Regions from separate parts of the Homo sapiens genome. Here region 1 is linked to region 2. Evidence: chromatin loops called from intact Hi-C (ENCODE). Cell type or tissue: PC-9. All regions are shown on one strand. Links, peaks and the distances in the headings refer to the core of each region. The heading gives the core; the rest is flanking DNA.

Region 1 (10,535 bases), core at 1,642-9,641, 860 kb after region 2:
TGGGAGGCTGAGGCAGGCAGATCACTTGAGGCCAGAAGTTCAAGACCAGCCTGGCCAACATGGCAAAACCCTGTCTCTAGTAAAAATACAAAAAATTAGCCGGGCATGGTGGCACATGCCTGTAGTCCCAGCTACTTAGGAGGCTGAGGGAGGAGAATCGCTTGAACCCAGGAGGCAGAGGTTGTTGCAGTGAGCCAAGGTCGTGCCACTGTACTCCATCCTGGGTGACAGAGTGAGACTCTGTCTCAAAAAAAAAACAAAAAAATGGTGCTGGGACAACTGTATATCTACATGCAAAAGAATATTGTTGGAGCTGGGTGTTACGGTGCACACCTATAGTCCCAGCTACAGGGGAGGTTGAGGCAGGATTACTCGAGCCCAGGAGTTTGAAGCTGCAGTGAGCTACGAACACACCACTGCACTTCAGCCTGTGTGACAGAGCAAGACCCGACCCTGTCTCTGAAAAAAAAGAATGATGTCGGACCTCTACCTGAAATCACATACAAAATTAACTCAGAATGGATCAAACACCTAACTATAAGAGCTAAAACTATAAAACTATTAAAAGGGAACATGGGAAATCTTCATGACCTTAGATTTATTTAGCAATGAATTCTTAGATATGACACCAAAAGTATGAACAACCTAAGAAAAACTAAACTGTACTTCAACAAAATTAAAAATGTTTGTGCATCTAAGATATTACCAAGAAAGTAAAAAGGCAACCAACAGAATAGGAGAAAATATTTGCCAATCATGTATCTGATAAGGGTCTAGTAGCCAGAATATACAAAGAATTCTCAAGATAAATGACACTATTAAAAAGTAGGCAAAGGGGGCTGGGCACGGTGGCTCACACCTGTAATCCCAGCATTTTGGGAGGCCGAGGTGGGTGGATCACTTGAGCTCAGGAGTTCAAGACCAGCCTGGGCAACATGGTGAAACCTTGTCGCTAACAAAATACAAAAAATTAGCCAGGGATGGTGGTGTGCACTTATAGTTAGTCCCAGCTACTCAGGAGGCTGAGATTGCACTACTGCACTTCAGCCTGGGTGACAGAGAGAGATTCTATCTCAAAAAAAAAAAAAAAAAAGTAGGCAAAGGATCTGAATAGACATTTCTCTGAAAAAGATATATAAGTGGGCAACAAGCACATGAAAAGATGCTCTTAGTCTTCAGGGAAATACAAATCAAAACTACAAGATACCACTGCACACTCTCGACGACGGCTAAAATCAAAAGGACAAGTAATAACAAGTGTTGCTGAAGATGGGAAAAAAATAAAGACAACTTCATACACTGCTGGTGGGAAGATCGAACCGTACAGCAATTTTGGAAAAGTCTGCCCAGGTCCTCAAAAATTTAAACATAAAAGTGCCACTGGACCTAGCAATTCCACTCCTAGGCATATTACCCCAGAAAAGTGAAAACGCACATCCATGCAAAAAAACCCTGTACCCAAATATTGATAACAGCATTGAGCATAATAGCCAAAAAGAGGAAACAACCCAAATGTCCATCAATGGATGAATGGATATGTCCACCCCATGGACTATTACTGAGCCATGTAAAGGAATGAAGTACTGATGCATGCTACAACATGGATGAACCTTGAAGACATCAGGCTAAGTGAAAGAAGCCAGCCACAAACGACCACACATTCAATGACTCTGTTTATATGCAATATTTGGAAGAGACAAGTCTACAGCGATAGAAAGTAGACAGGTAGTTGCCTAAGGCTGGGGGTCATGGGGAGACAATGGGACGATAGCTAAAGGGTACAGGGTTTTTACTGAAGTGATGAAAATCTAAAATCAACTGTGCTGATGATTGCACGTATCTTTCAATACAGTCAAAACCGCTGCACTGAACACTTTCAGTGGGTAAACTGTATGGTATATAAATTACACCTCAATAAAGTTGTTACAGAAAAGAAGGAAAATGGAGAAATAGCTAAGCTACAAGAATGTTAGGCAGTGATATGGAAAAACACATGGATAAATCTAAACATCTGTGTAAAATAATACTCTAAATTATGACTAAAAAAAAAAATACCAAGACAAACAGAACAATACTGCACATAAGTTTGGAGAGACAACTGGAATTAAGTGTCCCAAGTCCTTATATTGTGTGTGGACTGGGAGTATGAAATAACTGATTAGACTTTAAATATGCAGGATCAAATTGGACAAGACACCACAAAAGGGAGAGAAACAGGAGTAACTTCCAAACACATAGAGCAAAAAATGACATAAAAAAAACTAATAAGTAAAAGTACACAGAGGTCAAAAAACTATGGGCTGGGGGCCAAATGCAGCCCACCACCTCCTGTTTTTGTTTTCCTGGAACTCAGCCCCACTCATGTTTTCTCCATGGCTCCTTTTGAGCTACAGTGGCCAGGCCGGGTACCTGCAACAGGGACCAGACATTACAAATGTCTGCTGACCCCTGCTACCAGATACTACACAACAGACAAAAGCAAGAGTTATTGGGGGCTTCAGTCTCCTGAGCACTGAAATGAAGACAATATTCCCTCTTTTCTTCAGCGGTACACAGTTCAATTTTTTTTTTTTTTTTTTTTGAGATGGACTCTCGCTCTGTCACCCAGGCTGGAGTGCAGTGGTGCAATCTTGGCTCACTGCAGCCTCCACCTCCCGGGTTCAAGCGATTCTCCTGCCTCAGCCTCCCAAGTAGCTGGAACTACAGGCATGCACCACCATGCCTGGCTAATTTTTGTATTTTTAGTAGAGACAGAGTTTTGCCATGTTGGCCAGGCTGGTCTCAACTGATCCACCTGCCTCAGCCTCCCACAGTGTTGGGATTATAGGCGTAAGCTGCCGTACCCGGCCCACAGGGTTCAATTAGATAAACAATATGAGTGCAAGAACTTTTGTGTAGGAAGGAATGTCCTCAGCCTACTCCTCAGCTTCAGCTTCACAACTACCCTCTTCAGGTTCAATTACCAGAAGCTAACTTCCTACAAGAGAAAAAGGGCAGGCCCTTCTATGACAGCACGGAAAGACCTCAAGCCACGTTTCTCCCACCAGTAACATCTTGCAAAGCTACAATATCACAGCAAGGTGAGTGATGCTGACACAATCCACAATCTTATTCAGATATCTCGGGTTTTACATATATGCGAGTGTGTATGAGAGTGTGTGTGTGATCACACGTAGGTTCATGCATCCACCACCACAGTCAAGATACAGAACAGTCTGATCACCACAGGGATCCCCTGGTTTGACCTTTTATAACCACATCTACCTCCCTTGTTCCTCCTTGCCAACCCCTGGCAACCACAAATCTTTGCCATTCAAGGATGTTATACACACAGAATCATTCAGTGTGACCTCTGGAGATTGGTTTTCGTCACCAACAAAGCCCCCTGGAGGTCCACCTGGGCTGTTTAGCAAGAGTCTGTTCCTTTTTGGTGCTGAGCAGAGTTCTGTGGTATGAATGCACAGTCTGTCTGACCCGCTGGAGGTCACCGTGGAAAGACATGTGGGTGGTTTCCAGTTTTTAGCTGTTACAAAAAGGGCTGCTGTGAACATTTCTGTACAGGTTTTTTGGTGAGTGTCAGTCTTCATTTCTCTGGGATAAATGCCCAGGAGCACAAGTACAGGGTAATTGCGTGTTTAGTGTGTAGGAACCTTCCAAACTGTTTTCCGGAGTGACTGTGTCATTTTCCATCCCCATCAGCAACAGATGAGAGATCCAGTTTCTCTGCACCTCCATTTGGTGTTGTTTCAGTGTCTTTATTTTAGCCCTTCTGCTAGTTAAGTAATGTCTGCTTTAGCTGCTTACAACACTACATTTACATATCAGGTTAAAAGATTAAAGTAAAATTAAAAAGTAATCCATACTTATTTTGTGGAAAACTGAAAAATACAGAAATACATAAAAAGGAAATAAAGTCCTGTTTCTTCTCTTAGGAAAAAACCCGCCACACTGCTGTTTATACCTAAATCAACGTACCCAACTGGCAGACAGCACGAGGCAGGTGCCACTGCTTTCTTCTCACCCCAGGGCTCCACTTGGAACTCTCCTCACCAGGATGACAACTCTGCCCTGGGCCTCTGCTAACATCCCTGTGGCCCTTTGCGTCAGAGCCTCACCTGAGGCTTTACCAGACATCCTCAGTTCTCCTCAAAACAGACAGCTGCAGCCCCAGTTAAAGAAAGCACTGAGGGCTCTCTCCCAAATGTGAGCCACAGACATGTCAACGGGACAGGGCAAGTGGGTCCCAGGGCTCCAGGCAGCGGTGCATGCACATGTGGGGAGGAGCGCCAGCTCGCTCCAGAACAGGTTTCCTCACTGCTTATTGTCCTGTAAAGGCTTTGGCAGCCTAGTAAAGCCTATGGGCCTCTCTCAGAATAACTTTTTTTTTTTTTTTTATGAGATGGAGTCTCGCTCTGTCGCCCAGGCTAGAATGCAGTGGTGCAATCTTGGCTCACTGCAATCTCTGCCTCCCAGGTTCAAGTGATTCTCCTACCTCAGCCTCCCAAGTAGTTGGGACTACAGACGCCTGCCACCACGCCTGCTTAATTTTTTTGTATTTTCAGTAGAGGTGGGGTTTGACCATGTTAGCCAGGATGGTCTCAATCTCCTGACCTCATAATCCACCCGCCTCAGCCTCCCAAAGTGCTGGGTTTACAGGCGTGAGCCACCACACCCGGCCCAGGATAACATTTTAAAATGTGTAATATAAAATACAGGTGGCAGAAATGTAAAATACCAAAAAAAAAAAAAAATGTTTTTTTGAGACGGGGCTTGCTCTGTCACCCAGGCTGGAGCACAGCGGTATGATCACAGTTCCCCGCAGCCTTGACTGCATCCTCCTACCTCAGCTTCCCAAGTGGCTGGGACTCTAGGCACACGCCACTACGTCCAGCTAATTTTTTAATTTTTCTTTTGTAGAGATGGGCGTCTCACTATGTTGACCAGGTTGGCTTCCAACTTTTGGTTTTAAGTAATTCTCCCACCTCAGCCTCCCAAAGTGCTGAGCCAAAATATTTTTAAAAACAAATGTATTCCGTAGTAATATGTAACATTTAATGCAGTGATGAATAAACCACATCTCAAAGTGTCTGCAGTTACAGTGTGAGACGGAAAGTCTGTTTTTTTATTCTCTTAGTGGCAAACTCCTGGGTCCTGATGAACCCACAGGCTCATTGCCACATTCGTAATGGAAAGAAATGCTAAATTCCAGGTACAGCTTAGTGAAAATGAAGATGCCATTTTTTTCCTATCCAAGCTCATGGAGCCCTGAATTTCACAGACCCAGGAAGTACAGGGCCAGTCCTCTTCCCTAAGAGACTCCTGCAGGCTGTCCCTTGGCCTCGGTTCTAAGGGAAGGAAGCCGCCCGCATACAGCCAGGGGCAGGGCAGAGGCACAGGTGGGGTCCCAGGACCCTGGCAAGGGCCTTGTAGCAAGGGACAGTTGGCAGAGAGCCTGTTGTGGGCTGCTGAGAAGGCATGCAGATGGGTTGCAGATCGGCCGCCCCTGGGGCCTGACCCCACCAGGAACGGGCCAGGGCAGAACTCAACCAAGGGAAATTCCCCTTAAAACCTCAATGCACCACCACCTGCCCCAGTTCATCTGGGAGAAACTTCAGCCACTTCTTTTTGATCCCAAGTTTTCTGCTTTAAACCTCAGGGGTAGGTAATGGAAAAAAAAATACAAAAAACAAAAAAACAGATTAGTGCTAAGAAGCTAAGGATCACACAGCAAGTTTTTGGATGGGTCTGCCCACCTTCGTTAGCGCGAAGGCCACTGTCCCGTCATCCTCAGTGGAAAGGTCAAGCAGCTTCTGGTAAAATGCTTCATCATAAGGCCCATCTATTTGTAAGGTTTTTCTGAAGAAGAAAGCACAATAAAAACAGGATGACAAAGCCGCACGGAGGTTGTTTCTTAAACTGCTAACAGTCTACAAAGCCCAGCACCACTAAACATCACACATTTTGTTTTGAAAAACACATAACAGATCTATCTCCCTCATGTTAAACATCAAGGTTTTTAACAGAACTCAGCAAGACCAGAACCAGCGAGCCTTGAAGCTGAGCCTTCTCCTGTTCATGACAAGTAGCATCCTGCGTCAGAGATGCAAGGAAGACCAGCGAGGAAGGAAGAGGATCCTGGCCCCGACTGGACACCGCGGGTGTGGACCCCAATGACCCGCAGTGAAAGCCCAGGACAGAGGCTGGGCTGACACAGAACGACCTGCAGGAGCGCTGCTCAGCTGTGGAGCAACACTGCCCTCTGCAGGCTCAGCCCCATCTTGGGGTTTCGAATTAGCAAGGTCACAGACGTGCTTTCTTTTCTAGAAACAAGTGACCCTGTTCCTCCTTTACAAGGCACTACATTCCAGAGCAGGCCTGGGCACCTGGGAGCGGAGGACTGGGGTAGGAAGTGGCCGGCATGCTTCATCCTCCTGGGAAGCTGTGCCTTGGGAGGCGCATTCTTACCCTGCCCACTCCCACAGTCTCCTCTCAGGGCTGCCCAACAGGGGGACCGCCCGACCTCACCTCTCCTCGGGAAACTCTTCCAGGTATCGCTCAACCCGGTTGTACAGAGGGTAGAGGCCTTCGATGTCCAGCAGGTCCAACATCTGCACCTGGAGGGTTTTGTACAGAAGACAGCCCTTCGGTAACCCCGAGCGCTCTGGGGTGTTTTTTCCTACCGAGAACATCAGGGGAAAACGAGAGCATGTTGATTATCAAAGAACGTGGAGGGAGACACAGGCCGGCGCAGACCGCAGGGCTCATCCTGGGCTCCGCCATACGGGCATCACCACAGGCAAGGACTGCACCCTGGACTGGCACTAAGGACAGACGAGATGACGCTCCCGCCTCACAGAGCTGCTGGAGCTGCAGCGTGCCTGGACCACACTGGATGCACCAGGCCAAGCACAAAGGAGGGAGCAAGAAATGCACATGTCCTGCCTCGTGGCTCTCCTCTCCCAACACAACTCTCAGAATGTCCTTTAGATTCCACCACAACAGCCCTGGAAGTCACTTTATGATCTAAGTTTAGACATAATCCTCATTTTAAGTCAGGTCACAAAATTTCTTCTTTTTCTTTTCTTTTTTTTTTTTGAGACAGAGTCTTGCTCTCTGTGGCCCAGCCTGGAGTGCAGTGGCGTGATCTCGACTCATTGCAACTGCAAGGCAAGGAATTTCTAAGATCCTGCTGACATCCTAAATCTGCAAGACCACTAAAGGAGGAAAACCCTGGGACACTGTCTGCAGAGTCCAGAGCCATGAGCCCACACTGAGAGGCAGGTAAGACCTGGGCTGGCGACAGGCACGAGCTCAGAACCAGCCACACAGAGCCACAGACAGGGGTCAAAGCCACTGACAAGGACCTGTTATATCATAGGGACAGAGGCAGAAACAAAACTCCACTTGCCACTCACAGTTGTTTGGCACCTGTGCTGTACAGGGTGCCAAGTGAGCTTGGGAGGTACCAAGTCCCAGATCATCTCCTGCCACTGAAGGGAGCAACCATCTCCCACAAAGAACCAAACTACAGGCAAAGACACAGTAAGAAAGGTGTCCATGCAGGGGGAAAACTGTAGTCAGCTGCAGATTTCACTAGGACCCGGCACGAAAATGCCAACATGCAGGGAAACAGGAGTAAAAGTTCACATGCCCAACTAGAGGGGATTTGTTAAAATTACAGCAGATCCATGCATGGTCAATAAAGAACAAAATGCATGTGATCTCCAGGCGCCGTGGCTTACGCCTGCAATCCTAACTTTCTGGGAGGCCAATGCTGGCAGATTGCTTGAGCCCAGGAGTTCAAGACCAGCCCGGACAACATGGAGAAACCCCATCTCTACAAAAAAAAAATACAAAAATTAACTAGGCGTGGTAGTGCGTGTCGGTAGTCCCAGCTACTCAGGAGGCTGAGGCAGGAAGATCACTTGAGCCCTGGAGGTGGAGGTTGCAGTGAGCCAAGTTCACACCACTGCACTCCAGCCTGGGCAACAGAAACAGACCTTGTCTTTAAAAATAATTAATTTAAAAAAAAAACATATATGTGATGATATAGATACAGATTTATGCTAGTTAAGTAAAGAAAGTCAAGTTACAAAATGACATGTAGAGTATGATCTTATTGTTTTAAACTGCACATCCCAGCAGCCAGGGCCCAGCTCCACTCCCTCCTGTCTGTGTCCATGTCCAAAAAGGTCTGCAGGAGCCCCGGGGTGCTGTGGCGCCTCCTGTTGGTGCCCCCAGACCACCTCAGCAACTGGTGCCATCTGTCGTTGCAGACACAGTTGGCTTCCTTAAAAGCAATTATGTGCCCAGATTATAGGCATAATTTTAACAAAATTTTCTGAAATGATCAGGAATCACTTTCATAACAAGAAAAAAAAAACCCCCACAAAGTTCATTTGTAGTGAGAAAACATGGTGGCTCATGCCTGTAATCCTAGCACTTTGAGAGTCCAAGGCAGGCGGATCACTTGAGGTCAGGAGTTTGAGACCAGCCTGGCCAATATGGCGAAACCCTGTCTTTACTAAAATACAAAAATTAGGTGTAACGGTGCGCACCTGTACTCAGGAGGCTGAGGCAGGAAAATCACCTGAACCTAGGAGGTGGAGGTTGCAGTGAGTCGAGATCACACAACTGCACTCTGGCCTGGGTAAGAGAGTAAGATCCTGTCTTGAAAAAACAAAAGAAAAAATTGGCACAGATAATAAGGCAGGGCTTAGGGTATGGGTTGGTTTCTGGTTGCACACAAGCAGGACTGCTGTCTTCAAACCATCTCAGGCTCCCAGAGACCATGGGGTCTCTATGGGCTGCCAAGAATCACGGGCAGCGTCAGCTCATGAGATGTCAGGACATGTGGCAGCGGCCAGGCCCGGCTCCTGTCTGCAAGGAAGGCGTCCCGCAGTCCAAAGGCCCCATGGGTCTGTGTCTTCACCCCAGACTTGTGAAGACATCCCATTGTGGTAGGACCCAGCCCTGCAGGATTTCTGTGCCTCAATTCTCTCTGTCTAAGGAACAAGCCAAGGAAAACCTGTCCCCCGGGTTGCAATGAGGATCCAACAGGATATATAACATGGTTGAAAACATTCAACAAACCAGAGAGGACCACAACATATGGATGATATTCTGGGGGAAAATCCTACAGCCCAAATGTGTCCTGCAATTTACAGATGCAGATAAAAGGCAAGAAAGGGAGTCTGCATCTGGGGGTGAGAGGCAGCGAGGCCCCGTGCTGGGAGCCCTGGCGTAACCAGGTGGCATCCCCCAGAGCCCCCAGGAGGCTGTGCTGACCGCCTGGCCACCCATGGGGACTGCAGAGTCCCAAGGCCCCTGCGGCCCCCACCGCCTACCTGGGGAAGGCTGGGCCCTACCTTGGCAGCGAAGGCTCCTACTGAAAGGGCTGGCTTCGCAGACTCGCGGGCCCTGAGGCCCGAGCCCCGGACTCAGGGTGCCTGCCCGGCCCTTGTCCGAGCCACTCAGCAGCACCCGTGTGATCACGTGCACCAGCTCCCTGATCACAGCCCTTGTGCAGTGGGGCCCACTGGCCAGGCCGTTGGAAGGGAAGAAGAACGGCTTCAGGTGGTGTGCAAGCTCGCTCCAGTCAGCCACGGGGCTCCGGGCATCTTTGCAGCCGTAAATCAGCTCACCATTCTTCAGACAGGGAAAAGAAAGAGGGAAACGTCAAACCACCAAGCTTGTAGGAAAAGAACTCAGTCCCCACCACCAGCATCCCAGGCAGCGGGTGAAAGCCAAGGGCCCTGATGCTGTCCACCCAATCTGGGGCCGCTGCATACTCCGGCTCCTCCGGGGAAATCCACCCTCACGAGCTGTGCTATCAACCAAGCACCAAACCTCAAGACATGAAAAGGAAGGAAAGTTTCAAAAACTAAAGAGCAGTGCCCTGGCCTGACCAACGCCCCCAGACAATGATCCACAGTATATTCAGAAGCCAAGAGCAAATGCTCACCACAAGTGACAAACTCCCAAAGCCACCAGCCCAGTTACTCAAGAACCTGAGGGCCTTGGCTCTGGCCCTGAGCAGACAAACGTGAGGATGGCAGTCAGCACCAGCACCACAAACGAGTGTGTCCTGGGGTTCAGGCCACGCCCAGGGTGACCCCAGTGCTGGGTGGTACAGCTGAGCCAGATGGTGGGAGAAGCTGCTGGCATCACCAGTATGGTCCATGCTCAAGACGGTTCTGCCTTCTTAAATCAAGCCCAGCAAAGAAACTCCTTACAACATCAACACTTAGATTCACACATTCCCAGGGCACAGGCAGGGACATCTGCTGCCATGCCCAGGGGGAGTCAACACCATGACTCATGGGGGTCTGGATGCTGCCCAGGGGAAAGGCCCCTGACAGCGGCCAACCCCAGGAGAGTAGCAACTCTTTAAACCTTATTTATTTCTTTTTAAAAAAAAATTTTAATGTTTTTGAGACAAGGTCTCACCCTGTTGCCCAGGCTAGAGTGCAGTGGAGCAATCAAAGCTCACTACAGCCTTCAACTCCCAGGCTCAAGCAATCCTTCCACCTCAG
Region 2 (10,535 bases), core at 945-8,944:
TGTGACAGCCAGCACCGCTCACTCCCGTCCCGGCCCCGCCTCCCTCCAGTACCTTCATGATCTGAGGTCCTCCTGTGGTTCCCACACTTGCTTCTCCCATTTAGAAAGACACTCAGAGAGCCCGGAGGGGCAGAGACCACGCCGCCTCATACTGGGACGTTTTCAGAGACTCTGAGCGCCCAGCATGCTGTGGGCTTCGGTAAATACTTGCTGAATGCAAGAAGCCTCAGTTCAGGGGCCACATCCTCCCAGAAACCCCCCGTGCCCATCCGAGTACCGCCTTGGACATCCAGACCACCAGCAGTTCCATGTGCATTTCTGCTGCACCGTACTCTTCACGTTATTTTCTCTTTATTGTTCTATGTGTCTAGACCCTGTACTTTCTCTCTTTGCAGGGAAATTATTAAGGAATAACAGAGCAGTCTGCTGCAGGGGGATGCCCTCATGGTGGCCCTGGGGACTGCACCACGCTCCCCTGTGCATCCTTATTTGTGCCTGAGTACCCCTTGTGGGTATCTGGTAAACCTAAGCGTCACCTCTGTGTTCAATCTTTATGTTCTCAAGATGAAAAGAATTCTGAGGACAGGCTACAATCACCTGGCAGGAGGACATTCCTCATAATCTTTACCCTGGCTCGCCTGCTGGCGGTCAGCACGGGGGCCCACCCCAGCCTCACTCGGTATGGGCGGGGGCAGGGTGCCTCTCACATTCTGGTCTGGGCACCTGGAGCACACCCACTCCAGGGAGTGTCTTCCGTATTCTAAGGAAACAACAAGCCCAGGCACAACAACGTTATTGCCTCCTGGAACCAGGCGTGCACCCAGCAGCTGACACACAACTGCCATCTCTGTGCACGCTCAGAACAACTAACATTCATCATGCCCAGTCTGTAGATTCAGAAACTGGAGCCTGAAAAGTAACTTTCTGTGGGGTCCCTGGCCAGAGGAGACACACCTAGCAGAGTTGCATGGCACATCCTGATGCTGAGCCCAAGTTGTGAATAACAAGCCTGACAGACTTTATGCTGACTATGTTTGCAGGGATGATCCCATTTTCATTTGTACCCTTTTAGCCTTGGAGACCCTCACTCTATGTTAAACCTAACAAACTATCATACGTACACACAGGCACGCATGCCAGGAGTTCCAGAATAAACCAGAAGCACACACAATAATTCGGCCGATATGACCTACATGAACTGGGAAACTGATGCTTGGTAAACAGAGACCAATAGGCATGGTCTCCATGTCAGCTCAGGGAGCTCTGCTGACTGCTTTGTTTTCTCTTTCCAAGGAAATTTTAGTTCAGCACCACAGCCTGACATGGCACAAATAGCAGGGAACAGCCTAGTAACCCAGGCACTGGTTTCACTACCCTGTTATTTAGAATCCACTTGAGATCACCTATAATTGCAACACAACCTCATATGGGCAAAGTCAGGAATCCCCCTGCTGGCTGCAGTGTGGACGAGGAGCAGCTCTTCTCTGAAGTCGAGAGACACAGCTCGCCGGGTCTATTTTGGCTGAGCCAGAACAGGAGGCCAGCAGACGGGCGAGCCCACATCACCCCGCCCCAGCCTTCAGAAATTATCCACTTCCCACAAACATTCCAAAGTACTGATCTTTCAAAACACAAGCTGTATTCCATGTGCATTTAAAACACAGTCTTGGAACGAAAGAGCATGTGGTTTCTAGGTCAGATATAAGCCTCTGTAAGTAACAGAATGATAATTCTAAAGCATGTATGTGTGTATGTCTCCTGGACGTCTAATGTAACAACGAAGACAAAGCTCTGTTAAATATTCACTCACATGTTAACCCGGTTATAACCAAGTCCTACAGTCGCCTGCAGTCTTAAACAATGACAGTACTTTGGCATATGAAAACTGAAGGCAAACTTTTCATCTGTAAATCACAACATCCTTAGTGCTCATTTTCTCTATATAGGCTTTTTGCTCTGAGAATCTCTCTCTCTGTCTCTCTCTCTCTCTCCTCTCTCTCTTCTCTCTCTCTCTCTCGATACCATCTACCAAATATAAGCTTCATGCCAAATACTGACCCAGGACATCTGAACAAAAACACATTTTCCAGCTAATTCTTAGATTCGCTTTTGCTTGGCCAAAGGTAAAGCTGTCATATCACTGATGAACTGGTCCACAGGCCAATGTCACCTGCCAGTGATTTTGCAGATGTTTATACATCATGACTGATGATTGGGTTAAATAAATAGCTAATATAGTACATTCAGCTATGATTATACATGTGATTAGGCCAAATGTGGCCAAGCGTGACATTCCCAGAAGCTCTATGAGCAAAAACGTGCAGGAAGAATGAGTCTGGCTTTGCCAGGCCGACTCCTTCTATTACTAATCATATAAGGAAGGGGCCAGGAGTAGAAGGACGGGTGGAGTGAGTCTCCATTTGTGCAGGAGCAAGAACTCAAAAGGAAGTAAAATCACACTACAGGACCAGATAATTCATGAGCAAGGGAAAGATTGGGGCCCCTACCCTGAGACTTCTGGGGGGCAGTTCACTACAGATCCTGTCCCGCTAAGAGTGCTGATGATCCACCAATCATCACGATGGTGATGCTAACAAATGGCGCCAGCATCAGCTACTGTTTCTAGGTGCTTGCAGTGAACTGAGCAAGCCCTTTCATCCCGCCTATGCTGGGGGTGCTCCCATCTTGAAACTGTGCTGAGAGCAGTGCCATGCCCAAGGCCCTGACCCCAGGGGGAAGGGTGAAGCCACCATTTATCCAGGCCCATCCTCTTGCAAACCCAGGCTCAGAACTGTGATACTATACTACTCTATCCTGCTACTGCAAAGAAAGGCAGCCCGGCCTTCTGTGGTTCTTTGCTTTCTTTTTGTACTACCCTTTCATAAACATGCATGTATGTACAGATGTGCCCACTTGACGGGCCACCTTTAGCGTCCGTGTTTCTGTGCTCTGGACAGGTCCGAGGCAAACTTCCAAACTCTGTAATCAATCAACTCCTTTCGGTCATGGGAACGCACTGAACACACATGGTTTTTAAACCATTCACTTGTGGGTTAACAACAACAACAAAAAAGTCAAGAGATTATCAAATCCCAACAAACAAAAAGCACGGTAGAAAGCATTCTATTCTACGCTTGAGAAGTTGCTCCACTCCCAGAAATGGAACTGAGAGAATCCTACCTTAGAGCACTGAATTTGACTTATAAATGCCAGGAGCTTGCAGCATCCAGGGAATAAAATTTTCTGTCAAATTTCATCTGATGGTCATTTTTTCACCTTGATAAGCAAATGCATCTTCCTAAGTGCATCATGAATATGCAGCTGTTTCTGCCTCGCAGGGTTATTTGTGATCACTCCACTTAAAGAACAGCTCCCATCCCACATGCAGTCCCAGGGCCCCTGCAGCCCTCTGCTCCAGAAGCCTTGGCACAGCCCCGCCCCAGGCCCACAAGGAAGCCCCCGGGTGAGAGGTTTGCAGCGCATCTGAAACAAAGGACTGCAATACATTTTCCCAAGGAAATATCAGAGTCTATGGAATGACTCAAGTTGGATTCTCGGCCGTTAATATGGCCTGTCTGCTTCTCATCACTCGCCCCCTCCCCCTCAACTGCATCCTCTGCTTCTCCTCAAACCGTGCTTCACAGCTGCCGTGTGATTTTTTCACAGAGTAAATCAAACTGCACCACCCCCGACACCAGACGCCCTCAACAACCGACAATCAAACACAAATTCCAGGACCTAAAGTGCTGTGCAGGGCGTAGCCCAGGGCTGCCCCATGAACTTTCCGTGATACTGGAACGTTTTAGATTTGTGCTACCCATTGTGGGAGCCTCTTGCCAAACTGAAATGTAGCTAGTACAACCAAGGAACTGAAATCGTAATTTTATTTATTCTAACTGACTTGAATTTCAAGAGCCTTCCAGCTGCCCTATTGAGATTCATGGGTTCAACCCCGGCTGACTCTGACCTCCACCTTGCCCCAGCCCATAAGCCAGGCATCTCCCCTGCGGTACCACCATGACACCAAGTCCCGCTTGACCCAGGGCCCCCACTGGGCTTCGCACACACTTCCCTCTCGTTTTCACTTGGCCAGTGTCCACTCTTCAGATCTCAGCACAACCATCTGTGCCCAGATCAAGAGATGTGTTCCTCTTCTACCCTCCCAAAACCTGATCTCTTCCTTTAGGCCACTTGGCCACAACTCAGAATTTTATCATGACCTGACAGCTTGCCTTTCCCCAGACCTGTAAAATCCACACAGCAGAGAGCACAGTTCAGCCAACACGTCCTAGGATCTTGCGCAGAGCCAGCTATGGGGACAATCAGTAAGTATCTGTGGTCTGTCTGCACTGTGGGTTAAGTCAGGCTTTTGAGAAAGAAGTTGAGAATCTAACCAACAAAAACTATTTTTCTTCCTAAGGAAATGTGGTCCCCAAGGCCAGTGTACTAAACAAGCTTTCAGAGCATGCGTTTACTACATTTAACATCCTACAGAGGATGGAATCCTCTTAAGCCTCCAAGCACCAGGCACCAGCCTCACTGCCACCCTGCATGCTGGGCAGAGCTCCACCTGCTCTTGGTTTTAAACAACTGACCTCCATGAGGAAGCTGTGCAGAGCCACTCTGTAGATTGGACAGAAATAAAGTGGCTGTTCTGGCAGTTGATTGTTATGGACTGAGCAGTGGTGCCCCCCAAACCCATAAGTTGAAGCTCTATCCCTCAATGTGATGATATTTGCAGGTGAGGCCTTTGGAAGGTAATTAGGATTAGATGAGGTCATGATGGGGGTGTTATGAAAACACCGGGATTCGGTCTAGGTCCTCCTGCTCCCCAAACAGAAAGCCAATCACTGAAACAACAAGCAGTGCCAAGGAAAAGGATTTTAATCGGCTTTAATCAGGTGCTGCAGCCAAGGAGATGAGAACTCAGTCTCAAATCCATCTCCCCAATGGACTAAAATTTGGGGTTTATACATCAGAGAAGAAATGTAACTATGTGTGAGAAAACAGGAACTAGGGAGGGGTAAGGAAGCAGACATGATGAAGGAGGGCCTGGAGAAGCATGATTCGATACTTTTTTGAGGGGTCTGGGCATCCTTTTCCTGAAGAAGGAAGTCAAGATAAAACAAATGTAAGTTTCAAACTTTAAGACCAGAAGGGTCAATTTCTCTGTTTATCCCAAAGAACCGCCTATAGGACTATTGGGTCGGTTTCAGCGGGGCCTCCATGACAGGAATAGTGTCCTTATGAGAAGAGAATCAAACAGACCTCTGTCTCTCCACCGTAAGAGGACACAGCAAGGCGGCAGCTGCCTGCAAGCCAGGAGGAGGGTCCTCTCCAGAACCCAACTGTGCTGGCACCTTGATCTTGGACCTCCAGCCTCCAGAACTAGGAAGTGTGTGTGTTGTTTCAGCTTCCTGGTCTGTGGTGCTTGCTAAGGCAGCCTGAGCTGACTGAGACAGGCTATCTGTGGCTATGGGGTAACACTATATGCATTAGCAAACACGTCAGTTCCTCAAGCCACAGGTCTGCATCCGGGGGAAACTTGTTCTATTGACCCTACAAATCTATGGTGCATTCCTGCAAGGTGTGCCAAGTGAGCATGGCTCTGACCACAGGCCCAGGGGAAGAACTGAAGCCACAAGACAGAATTCCAGGTGGCTGGGAGGAGGAGGGCCGTCCATCTGCCCACTGAGACGTACACACACCTCTGGAGTCACATGCAACAGGAATCCAGCTCCTAAGGCTCCGCTCAGGCCCTTTCCCCATCTGCCAGGCCGCCATCTGTCCACCCATGCCTCCCTGCGTGTCACCTCCCACCTGTGGCCCCAACAGGCCCTCAATGCCCTCCAAGTCAAGAAACACAGGAATCAAGGTGGCATTCCACCATACCCACCACCAGGGGGCACCAAGGGGCCAGAGGACCCCCAGCGCCTTCCTTCAGGCAATGGCAGTGCAAGATGAGCCTCAGCACAGGGCATTTGGAGGACATGGAGAGCACCTGCATGTCCCAGCTCACCTTTCAGAGTTGGAATCGGGCCGTCCTGCCCATCAAGGGGTCCTAAAGGGTCGTTCGGATCCAGAACCTCCACTTCACCTGGGAAAAAGAAACCAGGATAGGTATTAAACAAGTTTTCCTTTCAGGAGCCTTTAATTTGCTTCTTATGCAAAGACAACAGCATTCTAGCAAAACTACCCAGTATTTGTAGAAAACACAGAGGGATAAGACATTATGGTAACCTCTAGAGGGATTTTATAGTGATATAAAGATATGATGTAACAGTAAAAGTGATTTTGAAGCTTATCACAAGAATAGCAAATGCGGGGGCTTTGCAACACAGGTATGGAAATAAGTCAGTGGAGCCTGGGCTTCATTCAGAGAGGGACAGAGAGCGGGAAGGAGAGGGAGAGAAAGAAACCAAAGCACTGGCTGGCAAAATCAAACACTTCTGTAGCCAGATGCCGCAGACTGCCCTCCAGATGGAGGTCCTGGTAACTGGGTAATAAATTCAGAGTTGGAGAATTTCTTAAGCAACTCATTCCCCTCCCCATCCCCAGACCCACTGGCAGCAGCCAAGTACCCACCCCACAATGTAAAGGACATAAATGGGCGCTGTGGCTTTTCACTTCCATTCTTCCTATCATTTCTAGTCCAAATTTACCCGTCCCCAAAAGCCAAGCCCTGAGCCATCTTTCATAAAATGTCCATGACCAGCCATTTAGAAGAAAAGTTTCTATTCTCTAAGTCTCCCTGCAAACCATACACCTCTCCCGGGGCAATCCTACCATTCTTCCTCAGGTTAACAGTTGCATGCATTTTACTCTTCCTCAACAATAGGTAAACCACATGGGGACAGCTGGTGCTGCACCCCTGGGGGAGGACGAGTGGTCCCATCATGGAAACCCAGACAGAAGCACCTCCTGCTACATAACAGAGGCTGACATCAGCTATGCAAGGCAGTCCATGGACTTCTGCTGAAGTATTAAAGACTTCAGTTTGGATTTGAAATTTTACATCAGCACATTACACACACCATCACTCAGCACTGTTTAAATGTAGAGAGACCACATGAAATCAAACATACTTGCACTATATACACACATCGAAAAGAGACAAAAATTATTAACTGCTTAGAAATTGACAAATGGTCTGAAACACTCAAATAAATACATACCCCAAAGAAAAATAAGCTTCACTAGCCCAATTTCCCTGTGGAAAAGAGTCCTAGCTCTTCCCAAGTCAGCTTCTAATTCAGAAATGGAGGCATTTTCACGTGTGGAAATTTCACTTCCTCTGCCAGTCAAATGTGGTTAATAAACTCAGCATGTCCAATCACGAGATCTTTAGAACTGACACTTTAAGTTTCAACAAAACTAGGTTGTTATTGCTAATCTGAGAAACTAAGACACCACTTATATTTCGAAATTTTAAAGTGTTATCTTCCTATACTACATAGTTTGGGCTCACTCCAGATACTGCAGCCTTCTAAAGTCAATAAGCAAAATGTGACAGGAAGTATGTGAACTAGTAGAATGGGTACAAGTGAAAACAGGGCTCAGTGTTTTCAGCAGAACCCAATAGGGTTTCTCCTAACCCGTAAAAAGAGCTAAGAATACCACCTTTCCTCCAAAATAAACAAAACATGGAAATAATAACAACAAAACTGCCACACACACACACACACACCCCATCATCATCATCATCATCATCAAAATGTTATTATTAGTTATCTGGAATTATAGGTAATTTAAATTTCTTTTATTTCCATTTAAATGGCTCTACTGTGAACAAGTATCAATTTTTTAATGGTGTGTGAGACATAATTCACACACTATAAAATTCACCATTTTAAAGTGTGCAATTGAGTGGTTTTCAGTACATTCTCAAGGTTGTGCAACGATCACCACTATGAAATTCCAGAACATTTCATCATCTCCCCAAAAAACCTCATTCCCATTAGCAGTCATCCCCCCGCCAACTCTATCCTGTCTCCTTCAGCCCCTGGTAACCACGAATCTGCTGTCTCTATGGATTTACCTATTCTGGACATTTTCTATAAATGAAATCATATAATATGCAGTATTCTAAACAAGCATCAATTTTATAATTATACTTTTCAAAATGCATGCCCTGTAGTAGCAAAAAGAAAAAAAAAGAAGAAAGCATGCTGTACCACGGGATTAGTAAACAAGGCCATTAATTTGGCTCACTCAGACCACTTCCCAGACTCGGGGGGTCTGTCTCCACAAGGAGAAGGGGATGTGGAAAACATACATGAGGCCGCAGAGATGACTGAAGTATGAAAGGGAGGAACTACCCCAAAATGCCAGAGCTACTAGGATTGCTGCTCCCAAGGTGGGGCAATTTAGGAGCAGCCAGGCTGGCCTGGTAAGGAGACCTGCACATGCCCTCACTCCTGCTGCACACAAGCTGGGAGGAATGGCTGGTGACTCGCAGGATCAGGGAACACTTTCAACTTGGCCAGTTTAGGGGCCACCACAACGGATGTTGCAATGGGTACACATACTGAGCACGTGCTTCTGCACCTAATGGGCTATCATCGTTCCTGACCGAATGACTTTGTGACAACCTCACAACACCACAACTTGCCTTGGTGGTGACTGCCAACCCGATATGGCTGGTGAATGATCACGGTCGTGCGCCCTGCAACATCTCCTCGGTGCCTGTCCTGAGTCATTCTTTACATAAAGGCCTTTTCGGTTTTCACCTGGTGCAGGCACCCTTGCACCCCAGCTAGATGATGAGCTCACCAGGCAAGGTCCCTGTCCTCGTTAGTTGCCTGGATTTAGCTGGAGGAGCAAGAGAAGAGGCCACGTGGCCTTCTGGACCATCAGAAAAGAGATTCTGAGAGGAGATTCATCTGTCCTGACTCTTCAGGACTTCAATATATTTTTCTCCTGAATATGAGGACACTACTCTAGCCAAACCCACACGTCCTCCGTTTGGGTAAAATGCTCTTAAGTGTGCCCTACATGACCATCAAGAATGTCATCCGTATGACAGGCACAGTGCCCTGACTTTTCTCCGCTGGACCTGGGTCATTTTCACTGTAAAAACATCACAGAGTGGCGAGGTGAAGCCAGAGGGAAACTCAACCCTTGGGTAGATGAGTAGGGGAGTAGTGATTTATAAGCTTCTTTTAGTTTTTTGATACTTTTTAAAGAGAGGAAAACATTTAATATGAAACAAAAATTTAAGTGTGGCTGGTATAATGAAATGACACATTCAATATCTAGTTTTATCCATGTCAAAAACACACATGACACTCTAGAAGCAAAGACTAAATATAATGTGGTATCCTGGTCAGGACCCTGGAACAGAAAAGGGATATTAGGTAAAAACTAAGGGAAAATGAATAGTGTGAACGTTAGTCAAGAATAATGCACCCGTATTATGGGGCAAATGTACCATGCCAAGGTAAGGTGTTAACAATAGGGGAAACTGGGTGTGGGGTGTGTGGGGGCTCTATGTACTGTCATCACAACTTTTCTATAAATCTAAAACTAAAGTAAAAAGCTTACTGAAGAACAATTACACATTTCCATCACCTTGTTCAATCCCTTAAAACCAAGGCTCACAAGTAGAACTGCATAAAACATTCTACCTCCAAACACTTATACTTTTCTTTTTTTTTTTTTTTTTTCGAGACAGAGTTTCGCTCTTGTTGCCCAGGCTGGAGTGCAGTGGTGGGATCTCAGCTCACTGCAACCTCTGCCTCCCGGGTCCAAGCGATTCTCCTGCCTCCGCCTCCCAAGTAGCTAGGACTGCAGGTGCCCACCACCACGCCCGGCTAATTTTTGTATTTTTAGTAGAGGTAGTGTTTCACCATGTTGGCCAGGCTGGTCTCGAACTCCTGACCTTAAATGATCCACCCACCTCAGCCTCCCAAAGTGCTAGGATTACAGGCATGAGCCACCGTGCCACCGTGCCTGGCCAATACTTTACATTCTTAATGATGCAATCCCTGGTAAATGGCCTCAAAGCCAAGTATGCACCCTAACCCTATGAACAGAATCTGACACAGATTCACTGGATTTAATATGTTATTCAATGATTTATACAGCATGCTGGCAAATATTTAGAAATTAAAACATTTTGGAAAATGTTGGATTTTTCAGCTGAGTCCTACAGGAATTGTCATTGGCATGGAGACATCAGCTCTTAAGCAGGAATTTGTAGCATATTCTTGGAAGCACTTTATGAATGTCTTGTATATTCCAGGCTGAACCAATTGGTGTCTACAGAATGGCCAAAGTGAAAGGGTTCACTGTTGATAGGGATGATGCCCGGTTGCTGTTAAGAGAGTCACATCAGGCCTGCAATAGCTGGAGGTGCAGATTCTGAAGAATTAGAAATTATATAACCAGGCCAGGCACAGTGGCTCACGCCTGTAATCCCATCACTTTGGGAGGCCAAGGCGGGTGGATCACGAGACCATCCTGGCTAACACAGTGAAACCCCGTCTCTACTAAAAATACAAAAAATTAGCCGGGCATGGTGGCAGGAGCCTGTA

Evidence for each region. Peaks named below come from ENCODE experiments on the same cell type or tissue, not always from the same donor. Only the 100,000 strongest peaks of a DNase experiment are listed, where the experiment ranks them.
Region 1: it touches region 2 in a loop (6-fold over the local background); 3 of 110 quality-filtered maps call a loop at or near these places.

Annotation. Positions count from the first base shown.
Region 1 is chr9:92,628,633-92,639,167 of GRCh38, forward strand. IPPK (inositol-pentakisphosphate 2-kinase) reads right to left here. Exons shown (of 13, transcript NM_022755.6): 9 at 9,369-9,648; 10 at 6,526-6,676; 11 at 5,754-5,856. Among named protein-coding and RNA genes, the nearest start is that of IPPK, 36 kb to the right of the region's middle. In PC-9, for the core only: CTCF peaks have their summits at 6,260 (motif pointing left) and 6,460; no DNase peak of the experiment used is centred there.
Region 2 is chr9:91,769,722-91,780,256 of GRCh38, forward strand. It overlaps ROR2 (receptor tyrosine kinase like orphan receptor 2), which reads right to left. Exons shown (of 9, transcript NM_004560.4): 2 at 6,020-6,097. Among named protein-coding and RNA genes, the nearest start is that of MIR3910-2, 140 kb to the left of the region's middle. In PC-9, for the core only: CTCF peaks have their summits at 5,918 (motif pointing right) and 6,118; no DNase peak of the experiment used is centred there; H3K27me3 peaks cover 6,779 bases.